Linked DNA regions of Homo sapiens: all the other regions are linked to region 3. Evidence: chromatin loops called from intact Hi-C (ENCODE). Cell type or tissue: dorsolateral prefrontal cortex. All regions are shown on one strand. Region 1 overlaps STK32C (serine/threonine kinase 32C). Region 2 has its middle 9.9 kb from the start of PWWP2B. Region 3 overlaps INPP5A (inositol polyphosphate-5-phosphatase A).

Region 1 (8,000 bases), 410 kb after region 3:
TCCTGCCGAACAGCCCTGTGCCCTCCAGGTGTGCATTGTGCAGAAGCGGGACACGGAGAAGATGTACGCCATGAAGTACATGAACAAGCAGCAGTGCATCGAGCGCGACGAGGTCCGCAACGTCTTCCGGGAGCTGGAGATCCTGCAGGAGATCGAGCACGTCTTCCTGGTGAACCTCTGGTGAGCCTGCCATGGCCTCGCTGCAGAAAGACTTACCGTCCTGAAGCCGGGAAGGCACTGGCTATCCTCTCCTGCCCTTGGTGCTCCTTGGCCCTCGTGCCTCGGAGATGCCTCTGCCACCCACAGGCCCTCTCTAGCCCTCCTCATCTATCCCCCTTCCTGTGCCCCAGGCCTGGCAGTGGCCCAGGTGGCCATGACATGCTGGGGTTGGTTAATGCAGTGTCTCTTCTGAGCCTGCCGGAAGACCAGGGCTTCCCTACAATGGAGATGTGCTCCCATGGAGTCTCTGGCACTAGTCAGAGAGGGAGAGAGTTTAGGGACTGAAAAACTCACCACTGTCATCACCATCACCATCACCACCATCATCGCCATCACCACCACCATCACCACTGCAACCATCATCACTCTCATCACCGTCATCACTATAATCAACACAATCACTATTGTCACCACCATTACCACCACCACCACGACCACAATCACTGTTATCACCATCACCACCACCCTCAGTCCTCACTACCGTCATCCTCACCATCACCGTCACCACCACCACCATCACTGCCATCGTCAACACCATGGATGCTGGTTGTTAAATGCCAGCTCTTTGCCCAACACTGTCAAGAGTGGTACCTACACGGCCTCATTTTCTGTAACAACCCTCCGAGGCAAATGTCTGTATCCCCATTTTACCGAAGAGGAGGCCGGGCAGCCTGAAGCACCCGGAGCTGGCACTGTAGCTCTGCTCTGCATTTGCCACTCCCAGGTGCCTCTGGCCCCAGCTGGGCCACCTCCAGCACAGGGTGGTGTGTCTTTCCTCAGGATCTGGGCTCAGAGCTGCTCTGGGCTGGGGTGCAATCAGTGCCTTGGGCAGGCCCCTCCTCCTGGGAATGCCTGGTGGCTGATGCTGGGGTGGGGCTGTGGTCCTTAGGGGGAGTGTGTCAGCTGTGGGAGCAGCCATGACTGGCTCCCCAGCTGTGCGCACAACAGGCCTTCCATCGGTGCCCACAGGTACTCCTTCCAGGACGAGGAGGACATGTTCATGGTCGTGGACCTGCTACTGGGCGGGGACCTGCGCTACCACCTGCAGCAGAACGTGCAGTTCTCCGAGGACACGGTGAGGCTGTACATCTGCGAGATGGCACTGGCTCTGGACTACCTGCGCGGCCAGCACATCATCCACAGGTGTGTGCGTGGCAGACGGCGCAGGTACCTGCTGAGGTGGGCGGGGCTGAAGCAGCCTTAGGTCAGGCTGCCGGCACGGCGGCCGTACTCCCTCAGAGCGGGTCTAGCTCCTCTGCCCCACCCTTGCCTGAGTGCCTGCCCCCAGCTGTGGCACCTGTGCCGACCAGGTCAGCCCCATAGCTGTGTGCCTGGTGTCCATCTGGGGGGACCTCGTCCCAGCAGCCCCAGCTGAGACTGGGCACAGTGGGCTGTTAGCCCTGGTGGACAGACCACCAGGCTGGGTCACAGCAGGTGGCCTTCACCTGGTCCATTTAACTGAAGGCTCCTGTTTGCCCATCCACCACATCCCAGGGAATCCAAACTAATTTTAACATTAGCTTAAAGCAGATGAAATTAGGAAGCAGAGCTGGTGTGATGGCTCTGAAAATAAAATTTAAAAAAAGAAAATAGGAAGCAGATTATGAAGGAAGTGAAATTGGGAAGCAGAAATTAGGCTGAAATTCCGCAGCAATGGAACAAAATGAAAATATCTGTGAGGTATATTTTAAAGTCGAATGGACTGGTGTTTGCATTTCTGCTCTTGGGGACTCGGATGTCTGATTATGACCTAGGCACCAGTCACTGAGCACTGGCTGTGTACCTGGAAAAGTTGGGACAAAGCAAGAGCCGAGGTGGCTTGGTCTCCTAGAGGCCGAGTCTTGGAGGGGGAGGGCAGACCCTGCCAGCAATTGCTCTCGTCCTCTGGGGCTCCAGGCCCCCTCCCAGCATCTGGTGCCAGGTGTGTGCTGCTGCCCAGATGCCACAGGGAACGAAGTGGCTGACTTCATCGCCTCTGCCCCCACGCAGGGGTGTGAGGTCCTAGCATCATCCAAGGACCAAGTCAAGCTCCCAGGCCTCTGCCTCGAGTGGGTTGGTGGGATGTCCTGGGGACTCCAGGGATTGTGACAGAGATTCCAGGGCAGAAACAGGGCAGATTCCCAACTCACCTTCCCACTTTCTGCTCTTTCTAGAGATGTCAAGCCTGACAACATTCTCCTGGATGAGAGAGGTGTGTGGGGTTGGGTGTGGGCAGCCCAGGTGGGTGGTGGCAGGGATGGGCCTGTCAGGGGAGGAGGATCCTGCACGCAAGGATGCATCTCTGGTCCTGGGACAGCCACACCTGACCCCTCTCTGCACAGGACATGCACACCTGACCGACTTCAACATTGCCACCATCATCAAGGACGGGGAGCGGGCGACGGCATTAGCAGGCACCAAGCCGTACATGGGTGAGCCCGAGCTGGGGTTCCAGATGGGAGCTGGCTTCCTCCAGGTGGGAAGGACAAGACCTCGGTGGCTTCTCTGTCCCACCCTGGAGGCAGCCTGGTCTCGGGATGTGGCCTCAAGGTGCCGGCCCTGTGCCCACGGGTCCGGGCTGTGACCCCGTGGCAGCTGTTTTTCCTTCTTTCTGTCGGAAAGCTCCGGAGATCTTCCACTCTTTTGTCAACGGCGGGACCGGCTACTCCTTCGAGGTGGACTGGTGGTCGGTGGGGGTGATGGCCTATGAGCTGCTGCGAGGATGGGTATGGACCCCCTGCAGCCCCTGGGCTTGGCTGCCAGGCCCCTGCTCTCTGCCCCCACCAGTGCTGGGGAGGGGGTGGCTGCCCCAGTGTCCAGGTGCGCAGGGATGTCTCCACTGTGTCTGAGGAGTCACGCTTTTATCGAAGTGTGTAGTTGGTGATGGAATGCCTGAGCAGGAGGAGGAAGGACAGACTCACTGTGGTTTCCCGGGGCCGCTGCTGGTGCCTGCAGGCCAGCCTCTGTGGGGGTGGACAAGGCTGAGAACTGGCCAGCAGGGGTGCTGCCTCGGAACTTTCCACAAAAAGTTTCTTTTGGGGCCCTGTGCTCTTACCCTTGTGGCCACGGCGAGGCCAGTCCTGGAGACCGGGAGGCTGGGGGTCCTCTTGTGGACCGTACCCCTCAGCCCTGCACAGGACCCCACCTCTGAGGAAGCCAGCTCCCTCCTGGCCCTCTGGGGCTGATCTACCTGGACCCAGGCCCCCTGGGATCCCAGCCAGATGGGCGCAGCAGCCAGGGCGCAGGACCCAGGCGTAAGCTTTATCTCACCCAGGCTCCTCCGCGGCAGGTGGAGGCCAGGCTGTGCTCAGAGCTGTGCCTGCACTTGGGGTGGGGGGAGGGGGTCCTCTCAGGGCGATGGCACCTGTGTCTGGCATTGTTCTGGGTGTCCTGGGGGCCAGGAGGACCTGCCCAGCACTGCCTCCCTGTCTCCAGAGGCCCTATGACATCCACTCCAGCAACGCCGTGGAGTCCCTGGTGCAGCTGTTCAGCACCGTGAGCGTCCAGTATGTCCCCACGTGGTCCAAGGAGATGGTGGCCTTGCTGCGGAAGGTGAGCCCCCATCCCTGAGCCTCCTCACCCTCCGAGCACCCACCTCCCTCCCTCACTTACCTGCGGCTCGGGACACCCCCTCCAGTGCACAGTTAGTGCCGCTTCCTGGCAGGCACAGATCCCTTCACTGCAACCTGTGGGGGCCTCCGCAGATGGCAGCCCCAAGCCCCAGGAAGCGAGCTGGTGGCAGGCTCTGTGGCCCTCTCATGGCGAGCCCTACCAGGTCACTGGTGTCCTGGTGATCCCCTGAGCTGCGTCTCCAGGCACCCTCACAGCAGGCTTGTGCGCCCGCCCTGCCGGTCACCACAGAGGAGCCCTGAGCCACGTCCCCTTGTCCCACGTATTGGAAGGAGGGTGTCGGGTGGGTGGGTTCAAGCCCATGCTATCTCCGGGACCCTTTGCCCCAGTGCCTCCTGGGGAAGGTGGGCAGCCACTGCCCACTGCAAACACCTCTCAGGGGACATCAGCCTGGCAGGGACACGGGCAGGGGTGTGGCCATCAGTAGTGCCTCCCATTTGTGATCTGGTGCTAGGCTGGGGCTGTGCCTTGACTGGGCTGCACAGCTCCCTGTTCCGAGCCTCGCATTAACACCATAGGGGGTTCGGAGTCAGAGCCAGGCCCAGGCAGGACAGGGAGGGGAGTGAGTGTGCCACACGGGCCCGGCTGCCTCCCGGCCCCCGTGTCTCAGGCAGGTGGGGCCTCCTGCCCTGGAATTGTAGCCAAGCAGCCTAAATCCTTGGGGAGGCCTTGCCTGCCGGGGCCTCTCCCCAGCCCCGAGAGTCTCTTAACTCTGCTGTAGCCCCACGAAGCTCAGTCACACCTGCCCAGGTGGCTCACAAGGTGGCACTGGGCTAGAGAGGGCCTGCGTGGGGACTGGGGATGACCCACACGCCCAAGCCCAGGTCTGGGAAACCTCGCACGGGGTCTGGGTCTGCGGCATTTTCCCTGGAAAGGCGGGAGGTGCCAGCGCTGGGATGTTGCTTCCCAGGCCATGCATGGCTGCCCCGGGCTCATCTGGCCTGTGGAGGTCCCATGATTCGGTGAAGGAAGTGGCTCTGGGATAGTTACTGTGAGGCCAGCCATGTGCCGAGTGTTAGCCGCTAGCCGGGCCTCGGCTGCCACCTCCTGGCAAATCCCAGCAGAGCCTTCCCTGCAGATCCCTCTGCTGTCCTCTGGCGCCAGGGGTTTAGGTAGCAGCACTGAGAACAGGCGTCCCTTGGGCCACATGCTGAGCCAGCCACGGTGCTTTGCCTGATGTCGGCCGTCGGCACCACCCTTCCTCGCGTGGCCCTGAGGTTCCTGAATTCTGAACCTCAGGCTTGGTGGGACCCTCCTCAAGGTGCCCTGGCCTGGGGGTGGCGGGCTATTCCGTGCTGGTGGGCTGTGGGCCCTGGACCCTCTGACTCATGCCTGGTTGCAGCTCCTCACTGTGAACCCCGAGCACCGGCTCTCCAGCCTCCAGGACGTGCAGGCAGCCCCGGCGCTGGCCGGCGTGCTGTGGGACCACCTGAGCGAGAAGAGGGTGGAGCCGGGCTTCGTGCCCAACGTAAGCCTGTGGGCGGCTCAGGTGGGGGGCCCTGGGGATGGATGTGGCGTCCTCCACGGGCCGGGGCTCAGCACCCATCCCTCTGTAGAAAGGCCGTCTGCACTGCGACCCCACCTTTGAGCTGGAGGAGATGATCCTGGAGTCCAGGCCCCTGCACAAGAAGAAGAAGCGTCTGGCCAAGAACAAGTCCCGGGACAACAGCAGGGACAGCTCCCAGTCCGTGAGTGCCAGGGCAGGCTCAGGGCGCGGCGGCGGGCTGGGCTTGGGGCTCCTCTCTACCACCGAGCAAGGCGTGTGGGGACCCCTGGCAGCGCACACGTCTCGGAAGTCCAGCAGACCGTTTCCTGAAGTCCTGAGAAGGCCAGAGACCTCCCTTCTGCCTTTCCCAGCCCCCACCTCGCTCCTTATGAAGCAGGTGGGCAGGGACAACCAGGGCTGGGGTTATGAGTGCACGGGGATGGCCATGTGAAGCCTTCGTGCTTGCCCAGGTGTGCTGGTGTTGGTTGTGTGTGCGGGGACGGCTATGTGAAGCCCTCACACTCGCCCAGGTGCGTCAGCATCAGGTATGTGTGCCGGGACAGCCATGTGAAGCCCTCACACTCACCCAGGTGCGTCGGCATCAGTTGTGTGTGTGGGGACGGCCATGTGAAGCCCTCACACTCGCCCAGGTGTGCTGGCTTTGGTTGTGTGTGCAGGGATGGCCACATGAAGCCCTCACACTCGCCCAGGTGCGTCAGCATCAGGTGTGTGTGTGGGGACGGCCATGTGAAGCCCTCACACTCGCCCAGGTGCGTTGATGTTGTGTGTGCAGGGATGGCCATGTGAAGCCCTCACACTCACCCAGGTGCGTTGATGTCAGTTGTGTGTGCAGGGACAGCCATGTGAAGCCCTCAGACTAGCCCAGGTGTGTCGGTGTCAGTTGTGTGTGTGGGGATGGCCACGTGAAGCCCTCACACTTGCCCAGGTGCGTTGATATTAGTTGTGTGTGCAGGGATGGCCACGTGAAGCCCTCACACTCACCCAGGTGCGTTGATGTCAGTTGTGAGTGTGTGCAGGGATGGCCACATGAAGCCCTCAGACTCGCCCAGGTGTGCTGGCTTTGGTTGTGTGTGCAGGGACGGCCATGTGAAGCCCTCACACTCGCCCAGGTGCGTCAGCATCAGTTGTGTGTGTGGGGACGGCCATGTGAAGCCCTCACACTCACCCAGGTGTGTCGACATCAGTTGTGTGTGGGGGGACGGCCATCTGAAGCCCTCACACTCACCCAGGTGTATCGGTGTCAGTTGTGTGTGCGGGGATGGCCACGTGAAGCCCTCACACTTGCCCAGGTGCGTTGATATTAGTTGTGTGTGCAGGGATGGCCACGTGAAGCCCTCACACTCACCCAGGTGCGTTGATGTCAGTTGTGAGTGTGTGCAGGGATGGCCACGTGAAGCCCTCAGACTAGCCCAGGTGTGCTGGCTTTGGTTGTGTGTGCAGGGACGGCCATGTGAAGCCCTCACACTCGCCCAGGTGCGTCAGCATCAGTTGTGTGTGTGGGGACGGCCATGTGAAGCCCTCACACTCGCCCAGGTGCGTCAGCATCAGTTGTGTGTGTGGGGATGGCCACGTGAAGCCCTCAGACTAGCCCAGGTGCGTCAGCATCAGGTGTGTGTGCCGGGACAGCCACGTGAAGCCCTCACACTCGCCCAGGTGTGCCGGCTTTGGTTGTGTGTGCGGGGACGGCCACGTGAAGCCCTCATGCTCACTCAGGCATGCTGGTATTCTGGGGCTGCCAGGACAGGTGACCACGAATCAGGTGGTTGAAGAACAGCAATGCGTCTCTCTGAGATGGATCTGAGTCGTAATGAAATGGTCTCCTTCACAGCCGGCTGTGCGTGAACTACTCTGTCTCCTGCAGCTCCCCTGTCTTGATAATTGGCTGTCTAGGCAGCGGGTAAGGTGAACCCCTTGGGCAGTTATGTGATGATCTCAGTTTCTGTAAATCGGAAGTCCAGGCATGGTGCAGCTCTGTTCCCTGCTTCGGGGTCTCACCAGAATGTGAGCTAACATTGAGGTCGTGGCCTTGTCAGGTGCAGCTCTGTTTCCTGCTTCTGGGTCTCCCCAGAGTGTGAGCTAATATTGTCTGAGGTCGTGGTCTCATCAGGGATTTGACAGGTGCTGTGGTTGAAATGTTTCCCTTAAAACTCGTGTTGGAATTTGCTTCCTATTGTGATGGTGGTAGAGATGGGACTTTTGGGGGCTGATGGGGCCACGTAGGTTCTTCCAGCATGGATGGGGTTAATGCTGTTGTAGAAGGGTGACTTTAGTCCTCTTTTGAGTCTTTGATCCTCTGCTATGTGAGGACGTGGTGTTCCCAATGTGGACGTGGTTCGTGTTCCATGTGAATGTGATATTCACAATAGAGCATCAACAGGCTCCCTTTTAATCAGCAGATTTAAAAAGAAATGTGTTGTCTCATGGCTTGGAGGCCTGAGTCCAAAGTTAAGATGTCAGCAAAGCCGTGCCCCCTCTGAAGGCTCTCCGGGGAGGAAAACCAGTCCTTGCCCCTCTACCCTCCGGTAGAGGCTGCCTTGGCCTAGACGCATCCCCCCAGCCCCTGCTTCGCTGCCGCGTGGGGTCGGCCTGTGTGTGCGTCTCCATCTCCTCCCCTCTTCTCATAAGGACACCAGGCATTGGATTTAGGGCCCACCCTGATCCAGTA
Region 2 (8,000 bases), 250 kb after region 3:
GGGAAGCAAACACAGACCGGGAGGCCCCTGCCTGGCCTGGGCAGCTCACACAGACTGGGAAGCACTTAAAAGCTGGAGGCCCCTGGAGCTGCTGGTCCACAGGGAGGTGAAGCTGCACTCCTGCCCTAGGGTCTTCCAGGGTGCCTGCTGTGGAGGTTGCTGGAGACGAGCCCACCACTCTAGGGTCCGGGCACCTGGAACACAGCAGGCACTCGGGCGCTTCCAGTCCAGGAGAGGCACCTCCCAGACGGCAGTCTTCTCTGATTGCTTTCTGGAGTTTGAGTGCGGAGGAGGACGAGGTGAGGGAGGCAGCCGAGCTGTGTCCTGATGCATCTTCCAGAGGCACTCTGGGTGGACGCTGGGCCCCTTGGCCTTGCCAGGCTGGGGTCTCCCTTCACAGAGCCCATGCTTGTGGGCCCCACAGCCAGACTAGCACCTTTCTGTCAACACAGCCATGGACACCATGAGAAACTCCCACAGTTAAACACTGCCCAGAGCCCCAGGCCACCTCCTGGGGTGTCATTTTGTAAGGTACCTCACCAACCTCATGAGAAGTCTTTGCTGTAGGGACTTATTTATTTTAAATGAATCAGGGTCTTGCTCTGTCGTGCAGGCTGGAGTGCAGTGGCACAATCATGGCTCACTGCAGCCTCAAAAACTCCTGGGATTAAGCAATCCTCCCACCTCAGCCTCCTGAGTATCTGGTGGTGTTAGCCACCACATCTGGCAGATTTTTTACTTTTAGTAGAGACGGAATCTCGCCATGTTGCCTAGGCTGGTGTAGAACTCCTGGACTCGAGTGATCCTCCCACTTCAGCCTTCCAAAGTGCTAGGATTATAGGCTTGAGCCACCATGCCCTGCTTGTGGGTTTATTTTTTAATCTGACAGTTTTGCCAAACCTCATACTAGAAGGCGGGGCTTCTGTTTGCTAAAAACACCATGATATTTCATCATTAAACCAGTTGTTATCCACATCTGGGATACTTGGAGAAAACCCTCTCAGGGTATATTCACATTTCACGCCCAGCTTGCAAAGGCACCTTCATGCCTTCTGCTCCCCGACCCTGACCTCCCACTCACCTAACGAGCAGGAGCTAGCCTGTGTCCAGAGCGGGGCGGGCGGTGGGGAGGGGGTAGGTAGGAAAGGTCCTGTGCTGCTCCCTCCAGGCAGAGACTCCTAGGGGAGACAGTGTGGTGGCCTGGGGCCCAGGGGCCTCCCTGCAAACTCTTTCCCCTCAAACCCTCCTCCTGGTGGGTGTGGCTATGCATTTGTCCCGACCCCTCCACATGCAGAACCTGGCATGAGCCCTGGGGCGTGGGGACAGACACGGAGTCCAGGTGACCTCAGGGTTGTCCTGAGCTGAGGTGTAGACCCCAGGCAGACCCACAGACAGAGTGGGGCTCTCCGAGGTGTGGTTGGAGGGCCGAGAGCAGAGCCCTGTGCTGGATCTAGGGAGGCACTGGTGTGTCAGCAGGTGCAGCAGCGTGCAGCTGGGCTGGGCTGCGGGGCTCCTGTCCTTGCCCTCCTCCAGTGGCCAGGAGAGGCCAGGTGTTCGTGCTGTCCCCCACAGGATGCCTGAGGGAGGAGGTGCAGGAAGGAGCAGGATCCCCTGGGCTAGGGCTGGAGGGCGCTGGAGGCTGTCGCCTGCGTTCTCCCAGGTGCACAGAAATGAACACCTTCTGGCTGAGAAAGGCTGACTGGGGGGCCTCTGGGCAGCCTGGGGCCTGAGGGGAGCAGAGCTTGCTGGGAGGGCCTCATTCCTTCCCGGGTGGAGGGAGCAGCCAGGCAGCACCCTGACAGCTCCAGCCCTGGATGGAGAGCAGCCCCCACACTGGGCTCCAGCCCTGAGGGGTCTCCCCAGCCTCCTGACCCCACGGAGGAACTGGTGAGTGTAGTGGGTGCAGGGCCAGCTTCCAACAGTGACAAGGGGGACCTGAGCCCAGCTGCCCCCAAGGCCTGGCCAGCACTTGGGGAAGTCCGGCAGGGTGTCCTTGAGGTCACGTGAACTCCGCTTCTGGCCTCACGCCCCAAGGCCCACGCCGGGTTCTGCGCTGTGTGTCCTGAGACCCGGACCGAGCGCATGGGGCCTGAACGGCACCTTCCCTGGCCGGCTGCCCACGGACGTTTGTGGGCTTGGCCCTCCTGTTTTGGGCTCACTTGGGGTGCAGGACTCAGGGATCCACACAGGAGATGAGCCAGGCTTCCTTGAGGGAGCCAGGAGGGCCGGAGTTTTGGCCGATTGCTTTCTCAGCCTGAGACGTTGCCCTGTAATGCTAACCCTGTTGCCATGGCCTGGCGTGGGACCTCCAGGGCCGGGCAGCTGCTTCCCTCAATGAGAGCCCCCGAGCCCCTGCAGGCGGCTCCGTGGTGCGCCCCCTCACCCCCGCATGAGCCCCCCGCCCCCGCATGAGCCCCCCGCCCCCGTATGAGCCCCCCGCCCCCGCATGAGCCCCCCCGCCCCCCGCATGAGCCCCCGCCCCCGCATGAGCCCCCCGCCCCCCGCATGAGCCCCCCGCCCCCCGCATGAGCCCCCCGCCCCCGCATGAGCCCCCCCGCCCCCGCATGAGCCCCCCGCCCCCGCATGAACCCCCCGCCCCCGCATGAGCCCCCCGCCCCCGCATGAGCCCCCCGCCCCCGCATGAACCCCCCGCCCCCGCATGAGCCCCCCGCCCCCGCATGAGCCCCCCGCCCCCGCATGAGCCCCCCGCCCGCGCACGAATCCCCCCGCCCCCCGCATGAGCCCCCGCCCCCGCATGAGCCCCCGCCCCCCGCATGAGCCCCCGCCCCCGCATGATCCCCCCGCCCCCCGCATGAGCCCCCGCCCCCGCATGAGCCCCCCGCCCCCGCATGAGCCCCCGCCCCCGCATGAGCCCCCCGCCCCCGCATGAGCCCCCCGCCCCCGCATGAGCCCCCCGCCCGCGCACGAATCCCCCCGCCCCCCGCATGAGCCCCCGCCCCCGCATGAGCCCCCGCCCCCCGCATGAGCCCCCCGCCCCCGCATGAGCCCCCCGCCCGCGCACGAATCCCCCCGCCCCCGCATGAGCCCCCCGCCCGCGCACGAATCCCCCCGCCCCCGCATGAGCCCGCGCCACGCCTGGCCTTGGAGCGCCACCTGCAGGTGAAGTCGGTTCACGGGAGGCGGGGCCTGCGTCCTGGGGCCCCAGGGCTGGTGACGCCCATCAGCACTCCTGGGACACCGCCTGTGACCCCCTGAGAGCATCCGCCAACCACATTCACGTTTCTCACGCACTGGCTCCCTGCTGCGGCTGCTGCTCTCTCCAAGCCGTGGGCCTGCGACCACCCCAGACCATCTGCCTTCTGCAGCACAGTTCCTGCCCCTGGGGGTTCTCAGGCCTGGCTCTGGGCTGTCGCCTCCCTTTTCCCTTCCCAAGGCAGCTCGGCAGAAAAATGAGAAGTCCCAGAAGCTCAGGACGCCCTGAGCTGGAAGTCAACATAGACGGTACTCACTCAGTAGCTAAGGGAGGCAAAGAGAACAGCAGAGCAGGAACCAGGGGAGGGGGACTCCACCCAGACATCCCAAATCCACCAGGGGAGGGGGATCCCACCCAGAGACCCCAAATACACCAGATAGAGGAGTACCTCCCACCCAGACACTCCAAATCCACCAAGGAGAGGGGTACGTTCCACCCAGACACCCCAAATCCACCAGAGAGAGGGGCACCTCCAACCCAGACACCCCAAATCCACCAGAGAGAGGGGTACCTGTCACCCAGACGCCCCAAATCCACCAGAGAGAGGGGTATGTCCCACCCAGACACCCCAAATCCACCAGGGAGAGGGACACCTCCAACCCAGACACCCCAGATCCACCAGATAGAGGGGCACCTCCCACCCAGACACCCCAAGTTCACCAGGAAGAGGGGCACCTCCAACCCAGACACCCCAGATCCACCAGATAGAGGGGTACCTCCCACCCAGACACCCCAAATCCACCAGGGAGAGGGGCACTTCCCACCCAGACACCCCAAAGCCACCAGGGAGGGGGGCTTCCGCCCAGACACCACAAATCCACCAGGGAGAGGGTTGCCTCCTGCCCAGACACCTCAAATCCACCAGGGAGAGGGGCACCTCCCACCCAGACACCCCAAATCCACCAGATAGAGGGGTACCTCCCACCCAGACACCCCAAATCCACCAGGGAGAGGGGCACCTCCCACCCAGACACCCCAAATCCACCAGAGAGGGGAGGCTTCCTGCCCAGATACCCCAAGTCCACCAGGGAGGGGGGGCCTCCTGCCCAGATACCTCAAATCCACCAGGGAGTGGGGGCTTCCTGCCCAGACACCCCCAATCCACCAGGGAGGGGGGCTTCCTGCCCAGACACCACAAATCCACCAGGGAGAGGGTTGCCTCCTGCCCAGACACCTCAAATCCACCAGGGAGTGAGGGCTTCCTGCCCAGACATCCCAAATCCACCAGGGAGAGGGGCGCCTCCTGCCCAGACACCTGAAATCTATAAGAGGTTACAGGATCCAGAGAGGCCGCAGGGACTTGCTGGCTGCAGGGCCCCATCAGGAGCAGGGCCACGTTCAGAAGATGGGCTGAGTCACAGGGTGGAGGGTGGGTGCCAGGGCCTCCAGCACCGTTTCCCCACCAGCCTGTAAGCACCTTCCAAGCAGGGGTCTGGGTGGTGGCTTCTGTGCCAGCTCCTCTACCCTGCCCAGCAGCAATTACCCGCCACTGCCATCCGGGAGGCAGGCTCTCCCGCTCCCCTTGAAATGGGGCCTCTCACAGAGTGAGGTCGGGGTTTAGAGGGTGAGAGAGGGCAGATGACCACGGGAAGGGTGATGTGGAAAATGAGGGCATGAAGGTGGCCTCCGGAAGACAGGCAGGAGGACATGGATTCCCATGGCGGGCCCTCCCGGAGAACAAGTGGCCAGCTCATCCCTGCCTCCACCCCGCCTTCCAGCTGCTGCCTCTGCCAGGAGCCCGGTCCTCCCTACGGAATATGCAGCCTCTCCCCAGGGCCCATCCAGCAGCACCTTGTCATGAAAGCTCCTTGACCCACAGGACTTTGATTAGACGGCAATGTTCAGGCTGGGCTGTGCCCAGGGCCTGAGGCCAACACAGGGCGCACTTCTGTGTCACAGCAGAAGCAGTGATTGGTGGCTTCAAGTGAAAGGTGGGCAGCATCTTGGCAGGTTCATACAAACAAAAGGTCTCAGGGGACCCCAATTGGAATCCCCCAGACAAGAGTCGGACAAGGGGGCACCACGTGGTGGGTGCACCTCACTCTTCCTGTCTCCCATGAAGACCCAGCTCCAGGCACCCACACCCCATCCTGGAGATGCCAGGACATGGAGTGGTGCTTGTGCACGTGTTGCCCAGAGGGGCGATGTCCGCAGCACTGGCCAGAGAGCAGGGAGGGCCCTGACGCACCACCCATGGCTGGTAGCCAGGCCTGACCCAAGCCGGGCCTGACCCAAGGAGCCACCAAAGAATCGCCTCCCATCTAAAGGCACCAGTTCCCGAGGGAAGGGTACTTTAGTCAAACAGACCCGTGCCAGAGAGATGGCACCAGCAGCACCAGCCAGGGCCCAAGGGGACCCCAGCACGGCACACCCCACACGAGACTTCTAGAGCCAAGAAATAAAGGGTTTTCCAAGGACACATCAGCAAATGAACCGACAGAGAGGATGCGAATGTTGGCATCCAAAGGAAAAGTGTGAAAGAGGAAGTAGAAAAAAGTCCACAAATACTGAGCAAAAGGAAGGAAATGGAAAGAGTGTGGCTCGGGGACACAGCCAGAGCTGAACAATCCATCAAAGGGGCCCCTGAATGACAGAGGGAGCAGGTGGAGGAGAGGCCGCTATTTTTGAAAGAACAGAAGCAAACAGCTTTCCTGAAATGGAGGAAGAGCTGCACCCACAGCCCAGGGGCTCCTGACGTCCCGGTGTAGCTGAAGAGAAAGACCTGAACTCAAAGGCTGGTGAGTATACCATGGCCTCCAGACAGACAGGAGATGCCTCTACAGAATCCTGCTGACCCAGGCTGCGCCTCCACAAGTCTGGGAGCCAGAAGACAGAACAATAACATCGACTCAGAGAGACAAGGATGAGACTCAGCACTTCCGGATCCAGCCCAGGACAACTCACAGCATCCACGCACAGGGCAGGAGGCAGGCTGTGGTCGCTGCCTGTCATTCTACAGAGACCTGGGCTGCCCTGGGACTCACCTTCCCCAGGAGAATACGGAGGAACTGGGGCATGCCAGGATAGGCCCAAGCCTTTGGAAGGCCTGGACACTCCCACTCTGCACTTTTAGAGCCCTGAGCCTCCATGGAGGAAGGCCAGGCACCCTGCTAGAGACCCCAGGGAGGGACCATGGGAGCCAGCGACGTCCTGAGAAAGGTAGTTCCAGTGATCCCAGCATCCCATCTGAGACCAACCTTCCAGGCCACCTGGCCAGAGCGCCAGGTGTGTGAGGGTGCCGTCCTGCACGTCTCAGCTCAGCCCGGCCATCAGATCGCTGGTGCCCCCACGGACAGCCTGAGGACGGGAGAGCCGCCCTGCTGAGCTCGGTCAACCCAAAGCATTCTGAGATCAGGGGGAGGCTGCTGTTTTCAACCACTAAGTGGTCTGTCACAGCAACAGATAACTGAGACGGTGGAGAGAAACAGGACATCAGGACTTCTAAAGGCCTCAGCCGAGGCAGGGGAGAAGAAAAGGAAGGGAAGAGAAAGCCCAATTTTCAAAAATTAAGAGAGAAATATCTGTCTGATATGAGAGAAAGTGGGGGAATGGAAGAGCATAGAGGGACTGCAGGTTCCCAAGAACAATGGAATGAAGAGACTTGATCAAAACAAAGATGGAGGGAATGCAAGCAAGTGTGTGGTTACCACATTACATGTGAATAACCTGGAATTTTCTATCAGCTGTATTTTTTAACACAACCTAACAGGCTTGGAGTTTTTCCTGTACACTGTTTTAAGAAGCATAATTAAAGCAGAGTGATTCTTTTAAAAAGATGGCAGTGAATGAAGTGCGACTTCTGGGCCAGGTGAGCGATGACCTCCTGCTCTTGTAGCCACCAGGGAAGGCCAGACGCAGCAGTCAGAGGAGACGCAGGAGTCACGGGGTGCGTGTGAGGCTGCGAGCCAGGGGCAGCCCTGGAGGGCCTCGAGGGGGACTGGAGCTGCTGCATCCCGGCCTGCCCAGGCTGAGGCCCAGGGCGTCACAGACAGGAAGCAGGGCTGCTGGAGGCCCTGGGGCAGGGTCTAGGGCATCAGAGGCACGGCTGGTCCCCCAGACTATTTTCAGGGTCTGGTACCAGCACAGGAAGCTGAGAGGCTGTTCTGGAGACAGGGTGAAATCTCGGGTTCACAGCAAGCCCAGGACAGGTCTCACCCACCAGCCTGCCAAAGGCAGAGGCTGACCAGGAGTAACTGAAGCTGCGACCCAGTCTCCACCCAGCGCAAGCCCTGCCGGGATGAAGGTGATAAAACCTGTCCCCATTTATGTGCTTCACAGAGGAAAGGGCCAGTCCTCTCACGGAAACCGGCATTGTCCTTAGTCTCTGTGGTTTGTTTACAGAGTTGACCCTTGAACAACGTGGGGTTTACGGCGCGCTGATGCCCCACGCAGCTGAAAATCCACATATTGCTTCTGACGTCCCCAAAATGGAACTACTAATAGGCTACCATTGACGGGAAGCCTTCCTGGTAACATTAACGTTCAATTAGCGCATATTTTGTATGTTATATTACATATTGTAGTCTTACAGTAAGACAGAAAATCATCAGGAAGAGAAAATCTATTTACTACTCATTAAGTGGAAGTGGATCCTCATAAAGCCTTTGTCCTCCCCCTCTTCAGGTTGTGGACGGAGGAGGAGGAGCTGGTCCTGCAGTCTCAGGGGTGGCAGAGGCAGAAGTGGGGGAGGAGGCAGGGGAGGCAGGGGAGGCAGGCACACTCGGTGTAACGTGACGGACATACATGTAATTTCTGCCTGACGTTGCTCTTTCATTTCTCTAAACTT
Region 3 (8,000 bases):
AACACCTGCTTTGTACTGGACGGAACGTGAGCTCAGCTACGTCAACAGCACATACTCTCAGTTTCCCCAAGCTGGCAAGATTTCAAGCACGTGACAGAAAAGCAGGATGATGAAGAGTTATGACATGTAAAATTACCACTGCGCTTCATCGGCAGGTCTTTATCCCCACGTGCGGCCGCCCCTCCACATGGACAGTTGGGTCAGAAGTCTTACGTATATATTTTCATGCAGTTATTGACAAACGGTCCCACTAATTTAAAGCGGGACAGCTTGGTTTCTCTCAACAGCAAGTGTACGTGACATGGATGAGCTCCTCAGCAAAGCCCAACAAAGGCCAGGCCTGCTCAAACAGAGGGGACCCCTGCTCCCGGAGTGACAGGGGAGGAGAGGGGGCTGCGACGCACACAGCTCTGTAGGCAAACGCCATCACAAGAAAAGATGTGTCCTCAGATTCCAACGACCCCACGGATAACTAGATTTTACAGCATTTCCTGGGCTGTCACGGCAGGAGTAAGGCGGTGGAGAAACTGCAGCTATGCTGGCATAGCCACCACATCAGGGGCCCCGGAACGCCAGACGCACAGTGAGACACAGCCCTGATGCGAGAGGATGGCCGGCGAACCGCGTGGAGAAGAACCGAGGACACCAGGGCTTCTCAGATGTCGTCCCCAGCCCGCCGGACACTGCACAGAGCAAGTGCTGCACGCTGGGGCTCTGCTGCTGCCCCTCTGCTGGAAACGCCTCCACCCACTCCCACGCCCCAGGCCTCCTCTGCAGATGGGCTCCAGGCTGTCCCCAGACCGCAGACGGGCTCCAGGCTGTCCCCAGACCGCAGACGAGCTCCAGGCTGTTCCCAGAAGGCCGCCCCTTCCCGCTGGACTCCCAGATGGCTTTGTGAACCTCCTTTTCTTCTGTGGTCACAGGCTGCTCTCCACATCCCCTCCCACTGGACCATGAGCCCTGAACCGTGATGCGCCAGCACTGGTCCACACTGGGGAGCCCTGCTGGTGTGCTCCACACCCTGACCATGCACAGGGGTGATGACGCCCTCAAAGCTGAAGTGAGAGGACGCTTCAGAAACACAGAATGTTGCATCAGGAGAAGCCCGGGGTTCCCACACATCTGCAACAGGTTATGGAGATGGGTACCCCAAACAGACGAAAGGCCACACTTCCTTTGAAAACCAAGTTATCAAAATGATAAGATCTTTACCATGAGAAGTTTCAGAAGAAAAGCAATGAACGACTATAGAAAAGAGCAGGGCACTGAATGGCAGCAGATGATGCTATTGTTCCTCCACACCCACAAATCAAACTACCTCCACGCACAGTTTACAACACGGGGCCCTTGCGAAGCTGTGCTGGAACAGACTGCAGGTGAGTTAACACCCAGTCCCTGGAGCTTCTGCTGAAAGACTGGGCTCAGAAAATCGCCCTCTGGCACGGGGTCGTCTCACTCCACAAAGGCACAGGCAAACTGTCTGAGGAATTCATGAAGGAGAAGGAAGACATCCTGGTTAGATCTATCCGGATAGCTGGACTAGTTAGCTGTATGGAGAAATATAACTTCACATATTATAAACTCCATCTAGGAGACAGAATTATGGTCTAGAATGGATCGGCACAACAAGAAAGTTTATATCCATGAGTACATAATGAGCCTGAGAGTCTCCAGGCATTGGTCATCTTGAAATCAGGGTGTTATTTTAAATCCCGACATTGTTTGGAAAACTGGCAAATAAGGGGAATGGAGCAACGTGTTATCCTGCCTTTCTTGGACAAACAGTGTCTCTGGAAAAGCACAGGGGACACAGTCCCTCTTTACAGAAACACTCCTACCAAAAAGTGAAAAAGAAATGGTAGAATTAGAATACAGCCATTTTACAATTCTTAATGACGCAGTGAATCGAGGCAGTGAACACCAGCAGCTGCTAATACCACAAAGAGACACAGACAGAGGGGTGAACAGAGTACATGCCTCCCGATGAAAGCTGTAACGCCATGGCAGAGCATCCCGGCGGAAAAACTGAACCCACGTCGGATCTCGACGGAGGCCGATTCCAGGAAATGGGAGACAGCACGCTGAGCACAGCCACAGGACACCTCCAGCCACAGGACCACGGACACTGTGTGGGGGACACTGGATGCCTTCCACAGATAAGTGCTGGCAAAGAGGGGCAAAGAAGAACAGGAAACGGCCGAGAGAAAAGAAGGTATACAGAGACACGCATCAACTAAAAGGCACTACAAGGGCATATCAGCAGGGGCTCCGGTTTTGCCATGGGAGCATGTGGCCCTCGGAGGCCACTGTTCCCGCCGAGGACAACCACACACTACAAACAAAACATGTGCCCGAGGAGGCTGAGAGGTAAAGAGAGGCAGACAGGCAGCGCCGGGAGTCAGAGCCTGGAGAAGTGATACACAGGGCGAGCCTCTTATTCTTTCCCTCTTCGGGCTTTGCCCAAGCCTGGGCCACACTTACGGGAGCAGCAGAATGTGGACCCTACAAATCCAGAGGAAACCCCACCCTCTCTCTGGCCAGAAGAGCAACAGAAAGAAACCCAGGCTAGCCGGACGGTGTGGGGCAACCCTGGAGGGAAGAGCTAGGAAGAGGGAACCCTAAGTCTGTGTATGAAGCCGCTTGAGTCTCCAATAACCCCAAACACACACATGTGTGACAACCCACGTGAGCGAGCAGAGGCTCTGAGCAGTGAGGTGGGCTCTGACCAGCACCCAGCATGAGACTGAGCTTATGGTCTGTACCTCATCAGGGTGAATGCGTGCATGCTGAGAACCGTAAGAAAAGCCAGTGTCTATACAACGCAGCATCCACAATGACCAGGACACAACCCTGAGTTATCGGAATCTGAAAACATGGCCCACATTTAATAGAAAGAATGACAGACAGATGCCACCACTAAGACAACACCAATGCCGGACACAGCAGAGGAAGGTTTTCAAGCAACAACTACAACATGCTCCATGAGGTCAAAGTAAATACTCTTGAAATAAATGAAAAGACAGAAAATTTCAACAGAAACTATAAAGGAGAAACAAATGGAAATTTCAAAAACTAAAAACATTTATACAACATCTAAAATAAATGACCAGAAGAACTCAATGGTAAAATGAAGATGACAGAGAACAGCTGGCAAATCTGAAAATAAGTCAGTAGAAATTACTGAAATCAAAGAACAGAAAGCACAAAGGTTCAGCAAAAGCCAGCAGAGCCTCCAGAAAATGGCATCACATCTACTCTACGCGTAGTCGGAGCAACAGAAGGAGAGGAGAAACAGATGGTGCATGAGAAAAACACTTGGAAAAAACAACGGCCAAAATGTCCCCAAATTTAGTGAAAGACATACATTTACAGATTCTAGAACCTCAGTGAGTGCATAACAAGATAAATTCAAACAAATAACAAGATAAATTCAAAGAAATTCCTATCTAGGCATATCTGTGCCACATTTTATCATAATCAAATTGAGGAAAAACAAAGATGTATTAATAGAAAAAACTTCTGAAACCAACTGGACAGAAGTAACAGAACACACATACAGGAAGGAGTCAACAATTCAAATTACCACGGATTTCTTATCAGGAAACCTGGAGGCCAAAAGACAGTGGAACAAGGCCTTTAAAGTGCTTAAGGAAAAAAAAAAAAAAAGTCAACCCAGAAGTCAGTATCTATTGAAAATATCCCTCAGGAATGAAGGCAAAGGGAAACATTTTCACACAAAAGAAAACTAAGCAAATGTTCCACCAGCAGGTCTGCTGGAAACTGATGGCTGGGCAGGGCTGGAGGGGAATGATCTGGGGGCAGCTTGGATCTCCAAGAATAAGGAAAGGCAGGAAAAATGGGAAGCATCTGGGTAAATATAAAAGATTATATTTTTTCTTCTTGGGTTCTTTAAAATACATAGAATGAGCCTCCAGGGTAGCTGAAGACAGCCTAGTCCCAAAAATTTGCTCCCCAATTTTCTATGTAGGCAGGGGATGTGATATATAATGAATGTAACATATAAACTATGTCATATATATATGTAACTTATATAGAGAGAAAAACCCAAATTGCAGCCTCAGCGTGGCTTGAAGAAAAAGTGGAAGCTGCCAGGCTCAATGGCTCACACCTCTAATCCCAGCAATTTGGGAGGCCGAGGCGGGTGGATCACCTGAGGTCAGAAGTTCGAGACCAGCCTGGCCAACATGGTGAAACCCCGTCTCTACTAAAAATACAAAAATTAGCCAGGCATGGTTGCATACACCTGTGATCCCAGCTACTTGGGAGGCTAAGGCAGGAGAATCACATAAGCCCAAGAGGCAGAGGCTGCAGTGCTCCGAGATTGTGCCACTGCACTCCAGCCTGGGTGACAGAGCGACATTCTGTCTCAAAAAATAAACAAATAAATAAATAAAATAAAATTGGGAGCTACAAATAGCAGTGAATAAAATGAGGAAAAATCCAGACTCCAGAAGGTGATCTCTCGGGCTCCGGGACTGCCCCCGCTGGGGTGTGAGGCTTTGTGAAGCACAAAGGCACAGCAAGAAACACCACAAGAGAGGGAAGGGAGACACCAGGGAAGAGACACACAGAGAGTCAAACACACAGCCAGCAAGTCCGGAGGCTGAAGATTCTGGAAGAGCATCCCAGCACATCCGAGCGTGGGTTGGAACACAAGGCGAGACTTGGAGGCTGCTGTGATGGAAAGTGGGAGGCCCAGCCTAGCAGGACAGCCATGCTTCAAGGGCACTACTGAGACACTACCAACGAAGAAGAGAAAAATATTTCTAAAAAGAGAGAGAAGTAGCAGCCCTGAGTCACCAGGTGGCAAAGGAGAAAGGAAGAAAAGGCAGGAAAAGAGGGACTTGAAAGAGAAAGAGCGCCAGCAAATCAGAGAACGAACAACTCCCAGACCCCAATCACTGCCCAACTTCCAAAGCCAGCGAATGCACTTGGACTTTGCAATACCAACACAAGAGGGTGCTATTAAATTAGGAATCTTGCAAACCCCATACTCCCACTAAAGATGAGCAAAAGGAAGTCCCTACAAAACGGCTGTAAAAAAAAGACAAAAAATTGTACACACACAAACTGAGGAAAACGTGCCCGACCTGAGGAAAACGACCGTGAGGCAGAACAGGACGGGAGCCCACATTGCAGATAAAATCAAATCTACTCAAGCAGTCGAGAATATGAAAAACCACCTCACATCAGAGATGCGAAACTAAAACACAGAATGGACCACTGGGAGAAAGAGACGGAGAGCGCCCATCAACCTCGGGGGCGGCAAAGGCAAAGCACAGAACAGTCATGACAGAGGAGGACAGCCACAGCAGGCGCCAGGAGAGTCACTGGAAGGAAACCCCAACATGGGCATCAAAACCAGAAAAATCCACTGAGAAAGCAAAATCGCACAGAGAAAACAGCGTGAGAGAAAGAAGTGACCGTGGGAGACAGGCAGAGAAGGAGGAACATTTGGAGGATCAGGGACCCAAAGGACACCCGAAACACCTAACATTTAAAACTATAACCCAGGAAAACTTCAAAACAGAAAAAGACCCGCACTTACACACTCACCTGAAACACCTAACATTTAAAACTATAACCCAGGAAAACTTCAAAACAGAAAAAGACCCGCACTTATACACTGAAAGGCTCACTGAATACTTCAGAAAATTAACCCAAAGTAATCAACTCCAAGATTTCAAAGATAAAGATAAGATCCTCATGGCCTCCAGGTAAAAAAGATCAATTAAACAACAGGTGGCTCACGCCTGTAATCCCACCACTTTGGGAGGCCGAGGCAGCGGGCGGATCAACCACAAGGTCAGGAGATCAAGACCATCCTGGCCAACATGGTCAAACCCCGTCTCTACTAAAAATGCAAAAATTAGCTGGGCCTGGTGGCGCACGCTTGTAGTCCTACCTACTTGGGAGGCTGAGGCAGGAGAATCGCTTGAACCCGGGAGGCGGAAGTTTCAGTGAGCTGAGATTGTGCCACTGCACTCCAGCCTGGCGACAGAGCGAGGCTCCATCTCAAAGAGAAAAAAATAAAAATAAAAATAAAATGTAAAGAATCGGACCAGCACCAGTCTCTTCAAACCCAACATACGCACTAAGACGACAACAGAATGACCTTTCCTAAACATCTCAGTGAAATGAGGCCTGAACCAAGGGCGATTTATCCAGCAAAGCATCCTTCAAATTCCAAAACTATACAAAACAGTTTTCAACGTACAAAAATTTGGGAAATTTTGCCCCCATCAGCCCTTTCTGAGGAATCCAGGAAGGCAGGGCTGGTTCTCTTCCATAAATAACCAAATGGACATGGGAGCTCTGTGGTCCCTGCTCAGCAGCGCAAGGGCAGCCCCAAGGGACAGGAGCGACTGGGGGTGGCTGTGCGTCCACAACCTCGATTTCCAAAGGCGTGCAGCAGGCTGGCTTGGGCTGCAAACCAGGGTGGAGGGAGTGCAGTTTGCTGATGCTGAGTTCATTTTTTAAATTTGTATACATGTAAGGGGTACAGTGCAGTTTTGTGACGTGGCTGTTTTGCACAGGGCTAAAGCCAGGGCTTTCAGTGTAACCACCACTCGAATCGTGTGCACACTGTACCCTTAGGTGACTCTCATCCCTCACTCCCATTTAGAAGGGAGAACATGTGGACTGACTTTCTGAGCTGTTTCACGGAAGAAGTAAAGCAAGTTCTATCCACGTTGCTGCAAAAGACGATTTCATTCTTTTTATGGCCGAATATTACATTGCATATATGTGTGTGGTATAGAAAATACACACACACACACACACACACACATTTTGTTTATCCAATAAAGCATTTTTTTGAAATAATATTTCCAACTGGGATTTTCAACGTACACAGATGGAATACATGCCATATAGAAACCTATGTGATTTCAAGATTTCAACATTGCACATGAAGTAGTACAATATTAACTAGCAACCACTTGAATATGCCTTTTTTTTTTTTTTTTTTGTCTTTGAGATAGGATTTCGCTCTGTCACCCAGGCTGAAGTGCTGTGGTGTGATCACAGCTCACTGCAGTCTCCACCTCCCAGGCTTCAGTTATCCTTCTGGCTTAGCCTCCAGCCTCCTGATGCTGGGACAACAGGTGTGCACCACCAAACCCAGCTAATTTTTTTTTTTTTTAAATCTTCGAGAGACAGGGATCTTGCTATGTTGCTCAGGCTGGTCTCAAACTCCTGGCCTCAAGCAACCCTCCCACCTCACCCTCCCAAGTAGCTTTAAAAATATCTTTAAAAAGGGCCGGGCGCAATGGCTCATGCGTGTAATCCCAGCACTTTGGGAGGCTGAGGAGGGCGGGTCACGAGGTCAGGAGATCGAGACCATCCTGGCTAACACAGTGAAACCCCATCTCTACTAAAAATACAAAAAATTAGCCGGGCATGGTGGCGGGCACCTGTAGTCCCAGCTACTCAGGAGGCTGAGGCAGGAGAATGGCATGAACCCGGGAGGCGGAGTTTGCAGTGAGCCAAGATCGCGCCACTGCACTCCAGCCTGGGCAACAGAGCGAGACTCCGTCTCAAAAAAAAAAAAAAAAAAAAAAAAAAATCTTTAAAAAGGCAAACAGCCAATAAAGAAATAAAAATGGAATGCCAAAAAAAATTAAATAATTCAAAAGACAGCAGGAATGAGGGGAAAAGGGTACAAAAACCAGTGTACAAACAGAAAAATAAAAAATGGCAGACCCCAATTCAACCACATCAACAGTTATAACAGGGTTAGTGGTCTAGACTGGCACTGTGTTATCTAGCTGTCACAAGTCAAATGTGGCTATTTAAAAGAAAACGAAATAAATGTTTAAAAACTGAGTTCTTTGACAGCACGAATCACATTTCAAATATGCGCCATCAAAAGCCACAGGTGGCCAGTGGCTGCCATTGTGAATGCCACAGACTGGAACTCTCATCAGGAAGTTCCGTCAGCTGAGGCTGTTCTGGACTTTCCAATTGCAAGGCTGGGA

What was found. Peaks named below come from ENCODE experiments on the same cell type or tissue, not always from the same donor. Only the 100,000 strongest peaks of a DNase experiment are listed, where the experiment ranks them.
Region 1: it touches region 3 in a loop (5-fold over the local background); 33 of 110 quality-filtered maps call a loop at or near these places.
Region 2: it touches region 3 in a loop (1.0-fold over the local background); 84 of 110 quality-filtered maps call a loop at or near these places.

The regions. Positions count from the first base shown.
Region 1 is chr10:132,220,157-132,228,156 of GRCh38, reverse strand. STK32C (serine/threonine kinase 32C) reads left to right here. Exons shown (of 12, transcript NM_173575.4): 3 at 29-180; 4 at 1,189-1,362; 5 at 2,373-2,410; 6 at 2,541-2,630; 7 at 2,821-2,924; 8 at 3,634-3,750; 9 at 5,171-5,296; 10 at 5,385-5,516. Among named protein-coding and RNA genes, the nearest start is that of DPYSL4, 37 kb to the right of the region's middle. In dorsolateral prefrontal cortex, CTCF peaks have their summits at 4,689 and 4,889 (motif pointing left); a DNase peak (open chromatin) is centred at 4,876.
Region 2 is chr10:132,383,255-132,391,254 of GRCh38, reverse strand. No RefSeq gene overlaps it. Among named protein-coding and RNA genes, the nearest start is that of PWWP2B, 9.9 kb to the left of the region's middle. RefSeq lists an enhancer at 1,048-1,727 and a silencer at 3,035-3,154. In dorsolateral prefrontal cortex, a CTCF peak has its summit at 3,156 (motif pointing left); no DNase peak of the experiment used is centred here.
Region 3 is chr10:132,634,975-132,642,974 of GRCh38, reverse strand. The region is part of intron 2 of INPP5A (inositol polyphosphate-5-phosphatase A); the gene reads right to left. Among named protein-coding and RNA genes, the nearest start is that of INPP5A, 100 kb to the right of the region's middle. In dorsolateral prefrontal cortex, CTCF peaks have their summits at 4,768 and 4,972 (motif pointing right); no DNase peak of the experiment used is centred here; H3K4me3 peaks cover 710 bases; H3K27ac peaks cover 5,112 bases.